2 separate regions of the Homo sapiens genome follow, and region 2 is linked to region 1. A link is an interaction called in ENCODE POLR2A ChIA-PET data of the cell type or tissue named here. Cell type or tissue: OCI-LY7. All regions are shown on one strand. Each heading gives the region's core, and the rest is flanking DNA. Links, peaks and the distances in the headings are about the cores only.

Region 1 (4,354 bases), core at 353-4,352:
ACTAACAATTTACAACACAATTGTTTAAATGTCACATAGGTCACCATACTGGCAGCTTACCAGATTGAAGATGCCAGTAATATGTTAGTGTGGTTTGCAAGAAACTTCAATGGAGGCTCTGCAAGCAGTAGACAGGATAAAATTCCTCCACCAAAACAGTGGAGCATAGCAGTAAACCAGCTTGAAATAGGATTCTTCCATGCCAATGCAGCTGCTCCTGAAATGGTAAAGTAAAATATGGTCTGTGATCATTATACATTTATTAAACAAGCCCCAAAGTACAAGTTGCACTAAACAAATAAACTTCTTAAATTCATAATTTTCAACAACTATTATTCATAGGTGTGCCAGTCAAAATCATTAAAAATCATACCTTTTATTCTTTAAAGCAAGACTGGAAACATTTTGTTAATGGGTGATTTTTGGCACTTTGGCACCTTTAAAATACTCTGTTCTGTTTAGGCTGTCATTGCCAGTTTCCTAGTAATGGATTATTATAAACGATATTCTCACTTATTGTCTCCTTCCATCCCAAACCCTACAGTAAGCACTCCCAGACAATATGTCAAAGTGATTTATTAAGAAAAATTTACAATCTTAAGTATATTGGAAAATAAAGAAGTTGAAATAAATAAACTAAGCTTTCAACAAGACAGGTGAGAAACAGAGTAACAAAATAAACCTAAAGGTGAAAGGTTTCTTAGGAATAGATATTTATACTACCTCAACACGAGTCTTAACTAATTACTTATTAATTGTAGAGGAAAATAATAACTTGAGAGTGGGGGAAACCTTTCAGACATCACTGTAAATAACATCAAGTGACTCCTGATATGATACACTGAGAACACATCATCACTTCTGTGGTATCTCTTTTTTTTTTTTACTTTGAGATAGAGTCTTGCTCTGTTCCCCAGGCTGGAGTGCAGTGATGCGATCTTGGCTCACCACAACCTCCACCTCCTGGGTTCAAGCAATTCTCCTGCCTCAGCCTCCCAAGTAGCTGTGACTACAGGCACCTGCCACCACGCCCAGCTAATTTTTGTATTTTTAGTAGAGACGGGGTTTCACTATGTTGGCCAGGCTGGTCTCAAACTCCTGATCTCGTGATCCACCCACCTCGGCCTCCCAAAGTGCTGGAATTACAGGCGTGAGCCACCGAGCCCGGCCACTTCTGTGGTTATTTCTAACAAAAATATACAACCTGAACTAATCGAATCAGACAAACCCAAACTGAGGGCTACTCTGAGAAAACAAAAACAAACAACAAACAACAACAACAACTGGCTTATATTTTTTAAATGTCAAAGTCAAAAAAACACCCAAAAAAAAGGCCAATAAAACATTCTAGATATGAACAATGTCTCTAACTCAAACTATATTTATTTATTTACTTAATTACTTATTTATTTATTTTGAGACAGGGTCTCGCTCTGTTGCCAAGGCTGGAGTGCAGTGGAGTGATCTCGGCTCACAGCAACCTCAGCATCCTGAGTTCAAGCACGTCTCATGCCTCAGCCTCCCAAGTAGCTGGGATTATAGGCACGCGCCACCACACCAGGCTAATTTTTGTATTTTTTTTTTATACTTTAAGTTTTAGGGTACATGTGCACATTGTGCAGGTTAGTTACATATGTATACATGTGCCATGCTGGCGCACTGAACCCACTAACTCGTCATCTAGCATTAGGTATATCGCCTGATGCTATCCCTCCCCCCTCCCCCTACCCCACAACAGTCCCCAGAGTGTGATATTCCCCTTTCTGTGTCCATGTGATCTCATTGTTCAATTCCCACCTATGAGTGAGAATATGCGGTGTTTGGTTTTTTGTTCTTGCGATAGTTTACTGAGAATGATGATTTCCAGTTTCATCAGAATCTACAATGAACTCAAACAAATTTACAAGAAAAAAACAAACAACCCCATCAAAAAGTGGGCGAAGGACATGAACAGACACTTCTCAAAAGAAGACATCTATGCAGCCAAAAAACACATGAAAAAATGCTCATCATCGCTGGCCATCAGAGAAATGCAAATCAAAACCACAATGAGATACCATCTCACACCACTTAGAATGGCAATCATTAAAAAGTCAGGAAACAACAGGTGCTGGAGAGGATGTGGAGAAATAGGAACACTTTTACACTGTTGGTGGGACTGTAAACTAGTTCAACCATTGTGGAAGTCAGTGTGGCGATTACTCAGGGATCTAGAACTGGAAATACCATTTGACCCAGCCATCCCATTACTGGGTATATACCCAAAGGACTATAAATCATGCAGCTATAAAGACACATGCACACGTATGTTTATTGCGGCATTATTCACAACAGCAAAGACTTGGAACCAACCCAAATGTCCAACAATGACAGACTGGATTAAGAAAATGTGGCACATATACACCATGGAATACTATGCAGCCATAAAAAATGATGAGTTCATGTCCTTTGTAGAGACATGGATGAAATTGGAAATAATTTTTGTATTTTTAGTAGAGACAGAGTTCCACCATGTTGGCCACGCTGGTCTGGAACTCCTGGCCTCAAGTGATTCACCCGCCTCAGCCTCCCAAAGTGCTGGGATTACAGGCATGAGCCACCACACCTGGCTTCCAACTCAAATTATTTTATTTTAATGTACTGGCATTTAGAAGAGAAAAAAGAAATTTCTCTGTCCTACCTTAAGATGTTTGAAATACGCTATCAATAGAATTATTTTCCCCAAAATTCTTAGCAACATTTGTCACATTGAGACCTAAATCTAATTCCAAATATAAGATGTTTAAAATGCAAATAATTACATATGAACTTTAATATCAAAATGCTTTCAGCCAGGCATGGTGGCTCACACCTGCAATCACAACACTTTGGTTTGGGAGGCCAAGCTGGGAGGATTGCTTGAGTCCAGGAGGTCGAGACCAGCTTGAGCAACATAGCAAGACTCCCATCTCCACAAAATATAAAAAATTAGCCAGGCTTGATAGTACACACCTGTAGTCTCAGCTACTCAGGAGGCTAAAGTGGAAGAATCACTGAGCCCAGGAGTTCCAGGCTGCAGTGAGCCATGATAGTGCCAATGCACTCAGCCTAGACAACACAGTGAGACCCTGTATCAAAAATAAATAAATAAATAAATAAATAACTTCATCATGAAACGAAAGCTACAAAGAAAAATAAAGTCACACTGTACTTCCATAAATACATTTAAAATCACATCTACAAAATAATCCCAAATTCTGGCAAAATGAATCATTAGACTACGCTTAATAGTTTTATGAACTTACAGTTATAACAAAAGTTAGAAAGATATTTTGTTAATGCACTGCATACATGACTTCTTTATTTTCTTGTACTCAGTCTATTTTAGTTCCAGAGTGTGTCCCTGTTTTTAAGAACTACTTGCACTGTAGCTATTTTCAAAACAGTTGACATTCAACTTGCTAGTGGCTGACATAACTTCTAGAAAGAAGCATGGGAATGTTCTAGCCTTCTTAAAACTTCAACTCTACATATTACATATTTTTAAATTGCATATTAGTTTACTTTTGCTTTAGTCTTTCCCCTTTATAGATTTATCTTCTTTTTAAAAAGAGAGAAAAATGAACAACATATCCTATATGCCTCAAGTATGCTTTTTCATCAAAATTATTTAAAAATAATCACGTAAGCAACAGAGGCTTACAGATTATCTATGACACAATTCAAGGAGTTTTAGATCAAGTTTGGGGGATTTTTTTGGTTTTTAAATTTTTTTAAATTTTTTCAGAGATGGGGTCTCACTATGTTGGCCAGGCTGGTCTCAAACTTCTGGCCTCAAGTGATCCTCCTGCCTCAGCCTCCCAAAGTGCTGGGATTACAGGCGTGAGCCACTGCACCCAGCCTTAGATCAAGTTTGAATCATAGTGGGCCAGGTAGATCCACATACTCACCTTGCAGTTATTCCCCAGTTCCTTAATGAGTAATTAGAACAGACATACTTGGCAACTGACTCAATGCCCATATAGATTCTCTGATTTATGGCATAAGGAGCAATATGGTATAATGGATCACATAGAAGCCCCTAGGTATTCCTCTCCTCACCAACAAAGTAACCAAAAACAATACCACAGAAATTGGTGCCACAACCAAAGACAAAAAGGTGGTGATAGCTACCACATTCCACTAACTTACCTGTTTGATCTAAATATAAGACAGATGGATCTTGGAGAATAGCTATGAATTATAAACACAGAAAGGTCGTGACTGTAATTGCAGCTAGTATTCAAGATGTAGTATTTTTACGGGGTCAAATCAACACAATTCTTATAACTTGGAAGCAAATGCTTTTTTCTTCCTATTAATTTGCAAAAAATCT
Region 2 (4,402 bases), core at 331-4,330, 790 kb after region 1:
TTTAAACGGACAGTGTGATAGCAGAACCTCTTATAGAATGATAGAATTCCTCTGGAATGATTGGATAACTTCATTTCATCCTTGACTTTTACCTTGGAGGATTTCTTACCCCTTTTGGCTTCTCAAATTTGACTATTAAAATGTTGCCTTTAAAAATAGGAACACAGTTTCAGGGGGGAGTACCAGCCCATGACCCTTCTGCAAGGCCCCCTAACTCAAGGTAGTTTCCCTGGAACTGTGGTTTATGGAATGTTTCAGGAGTGTGAGGAGGTATAATTTAAGGCTGTCCTAGCAAGGATACCCTTAAGGATAGAGGGCCCAGTAGCATCTGGAGGCCAGAAAAGTTAAACTGAGGCAGTCAGATTAGCTTCAGGCTCAATTAAGCTGATGGGTCAGCCTGGGAGAAATTGCAGGATGACTCTCAATATCCCCTCCCACCCCCACAGCAGCCACGATCTGTCTGTCTTTAATCATGGGTGCAGTGAACCTGTTCTTTCCAGGTGTCTTGGCCTTCAGTAACCTTGTTAGGCTTGTCCCTGAACGTGGCTACCGATCCAAAGACACATGATCAGAGAGGCAATTAGAGAACAGACCTTTTCCAAAGCAAGCATGTTCTGTTGGGCTTAGAAGTTTCATGTCCTAATATTATAGGACCCTGTGCATCTCTCTGGAGATGAGGCACATGAGTCATATCTGTGATTCTTGCTTTTGTGTCAACATCTCATGAATAGGCAATCAGAGCTTTGGCACCAATGTATTTTCAGTTCATATCTGATGTAGTTAAATCCACCTCCTGCTTTGTAGTTTACTGGCAAGCTGTTTTTGATATAAGACATCTAGAACACTGTAAATATATAACATTTTTATTTGTCTATTATACCTCAATTACGAAAAAGACATCTAGAAGCAACCTCATCAAGAGAGATACTGAGGCCGGGCATGGTAGCTCACACTTGCAATCCCATTACTTTGGGAGGCTGAGGCAGGTAGATCACTTGAGGTCAAGAGTTTGAAACCAGCCTGGCCAACATGTTGAAACCCTGTCTCTATTAAAAATACAAAAAAGTTAGCTGGGCTTGGTGGTGGGCACCTGTAATCCCAGCTACTCCGGAGGCTGAGGCAGGAGAATCACTTGAACCTGGGAGGCAGAGGTTGCAGTGAGCTGAGATCACACCACTGCACTCCAACCTGGGCACCAGAGTGAGATTACATCTAAAAAATAAAATAAAGTAATAAAAAAGAGAGATATTGATAGCTGTTGTTGGAAATTTCAACTTCCATCTCACTTCTGGTAACTTTTTGGAAGTTTGTTGAACAAAGTGGAATACACGCACATACACACACACACATACTCTCTTGTTTGTTTAAGGTTTAATGAAATAGCTGTCATATAATCACTGTTTTTGAAAGAGGAGAATTAGTTGCTATCTGTACATTTTGGGTATGTGAACTATTTGGATAGAACTCTGAGAAATGCATTCAGAACAACAAACAAAATCATAGGAGAAATAGCTAAGTGGGAAGGGGCATATAAGAGTTGTTGAAAAAGTTATTTCTTGAGAAACCAGCTCTAATGCTAGGCAAGTCACTTGCTTTGGGGGAGGCCTCAGCTTCTCTGTCTATAAGATTGCAGCAGGGGTGTAGTGGGAATGAGTCTTCAACATTCCAAGAGATTTTATCTACTAATACGACAGTCAAATGGAGCATGACTTTGTGGAAGCCTCTCCTCTTCCACCCAGAGGGGCCAATTTCTCTGTCCCAGTGAGATGTTGACACTTGTATGATCCCTGCTTGGAGACTTCCCTCTTCTGGAACCTGCCCTGGCTCAGGCATGAGGGCTGACTGTCACCCTTCGATAGGAGCCCAGCACTAAAGCTCATGTGTTGGCAGTGTTCTTGCGGGAAGGAAAAAGACCAGCCAGCCCATTTGTTACTGCACAAGCAAACAGCTTCTGGTAGCTGTACAGATACATGCACTTTCTTTCCTCACTGTGTTTCCATAGACAGATTTAGTGCTGTAGAAGAGTAGAGGGCAGTCACGGGAAGGAGTTCCTGTTTTTCTTTTGGCTATGCCAAATGGGGAAAAATCCTCCTATCTTGTCTTTTTAGTGTCATCCTCTCTCCCCTTTTCTTCTTCTTTATAATTCTCATCTCTCATCTCTCCTGGAAATGTGCATGTCAAGTTCAAAAGGGCACAATGTTTTGGTGAGGAAGAGGTGGGAGAACACGTGCCAGGTGCTAACTAGGGTCATCATTTCCCCCTTCACAGCCAGCTTCCTGTGAATGTGTGTGTGTGTGTGTGTGTGTGTGTGTGTGTGTGTGTGTGTGTGTATTTCTTTTGCCAGCATCACTGAATCTGTCTGCTGTCTGGTATTCCAGGTTTTGGTTTAGGGAAAAGTAAAAGTAATTTTATAATCCCAGCTGTCATTTAAGCCACCCCTTTGTGGGTAGCATATGGTCCACTCTCTCAGTTCATTGTCCTAAAGATGCTTCATCAGAAAGGAATAACTTCCACCCCGTTACTCTCTGTCCCCTTACTCTGCTTTATTTTTCTTCGTCAATCCTACCACCACCACCCACTGTTTGAACAACCCACTATTATTTGTCTGTTTCCCATCCCTGGTAGAATAGGAGCCCCATGAATGAAGGAACTTTGCTTCTGTTGTTCACCACTGAATCTCTAAGGTATGGAACACACCTGGCATGTGATAGGCACTCGATAAATATTTGTTGTGGCTCATGGGCACCTTGCAGAGTTAAGGCTGCAGTTGTTTGTGGAATTTATAAGTGGTAATGAATATTTATCTACTATTCCTCTTCCAAGGCGATCACACAATAATCAGGCTTTACACTATCCAGTTCTTAGGTCTTCCAAGTTATGACTTGTGAGGTATGTTAATTATGATAATAGAAGGCAGTTTATTTGGTTCAGATTTATTGATGTGTAATTTACCACAGTAAGACTTCCCCTTTACAAAAGTATGATGAGTTTTGACAAATGGATACACATGTGTATCTACCACTGCCATGCTCCTTTTCAGTCTGTCGTCCCCTCCACCCATGACCACTGGTCACCACTGCAGTGATTTCTGTCCCCTTCATTTCACCTTTTCCAGAATGTCATATAAATGGAATCATGCAGTATGTAGTTTTTTGTGTCTGGCTTATTTTTCTTAGCATTAGGCTTTTGGGATTCATCCAGGTTGTCGCATGTAACAGTAGCTTATTCCTTTTTATGGCTGAGTAAGTGTCCCAGTTTTATTTATATATTTATTTATGAGGAGGTGTCTCACTCTGTCACCCAGGCTGGAGTGCGGTAGCGCGATCTCAGCTCACTGCAACCTCCGCCTCCCAGGTTCAAGCAATTCTCCTGCCTCCTGAGTAGCTGGGATTACAGGCACCCACCGCCACGCCCAACTAATTTTTATATTTTTAGTAGAGATGGGGTTTCACCATGTTGGCCAGGCTGATCTCAAACTCTTGACCTCAGGTGATCCGCCCACCTCTGGCTCCCAAAGTGCTAGGATTACAGGCATGAGCCACTGTGCCCAGCCCCAGTTTTATTTATTCACCAGTTGATGGTCTTTTCGACAACTAATTGTTTCCAGTTTTTGGCTATTCTGTATAAGGCTTCTATAAATATTCACAAATACCTAGGATGGGATGACTGGGTCATATAATAGTACTGTATAACCTTAGCAGAAACTGTCAAACTATTTTCCAAAGTGGCTCTTCCATTTTACAATTCCACAGTGTATTGAGTCCCAGTGTCTCCATACACATGCTAGCACTTTTAATATTTAATTTAGTGGGTATGTAATGATATCTCATTGTGGTTTTAATTTGCATTTCTCTGCAGCTAATGATGAGTGTTTCTGCTTATTTGGGAAGGTTTTAATTTAGCAGTCTGTTGTATTCTGTAGATATTAATAACTTCAAAATATCAGTGGCATTTGCAGTTAAAATTTCCTTAAAAAATTGGCCAAAGGTTTCCAGCAGTCACTTCTGCCATGCCCAAACTGTATGAAACAAGGCTGAGGTGTGGAGATTGTCACATTTTGGCAAGGAGTGATCCACTTGGGTGACTGATGAGACCCAGAGAGCGTACGCCTCGGGCTTGAGGGTGAGGACGGGCGGGAAGTCGACTGCATGGCCCTGCTGGCCTTGGGAGGCTGCCCAGTCCTTAGCTAAAGCTGGCAGTTATGGGAAACAGACTTAGATTCTATTACGTTTTTCAGGATGTCCCAGGAGTCACCTGGGAAGCTCAGCAGTCCTTTGTGACTTTCAAGCATATGGTAGAAGCTGCTGAACACAGAGCTCCCTCTTTGGGGATAATTTGCCCAAATCATTTAATCAGGCTTGAGAAATGAGTTACCACAGGTCCAGGAGTGCTGCCACCCTTG

The links. Peaks named below come from ENCODE experiments on the same cell type or tissue, not always from the same donor. Only the 100,000 strongest peaks of a DNase experiment are listed, where the experiment ranks them.
Region 2: POLR2A ChIA-PET joins it to region 1 with 5 read pairs; 2 of 35 experiments call an interaction of 5 or more read pairs at or near these places.

The regions. Positions count from the first base shown.
Region 1 is chr9:105,701,460-105,705,813 of GRCh38, reverse strand. It overlaps TMEM38B (transmembrane protein 38B), which reads right to left. Exons shown (of 6, transcript NM_018112.3): 2 at 61-217. Among named protein-coding and RNA genes, the nearest start is that of TMEM38B, 9.1 kb to the right of the region's middle. In OCI-LY7, for the core only: no CTCF peak of the experiment used is centred there; no DNase peak of the experiment used is centred there.
Region 2 is chr9:104,907,536-104,911,937 of GRCh38, reverse strand. The region is part of intron 1 of ABCA1 (ATP binding cassette subfamily A member 1); the gene reads left to right. Among named protein-coding and RNA genes, the nearest start is that of ABCA1, 18 kb to the left of the region's middle. In OCI-LY7, for the core only: no CTCF peak of the experiment used is centred there; DNase peaks (open chromatin) are centred at 497 and 2,247; H3K4me3 peaks cover 369 bases; H3K27ac peaks cover 1,566 bases.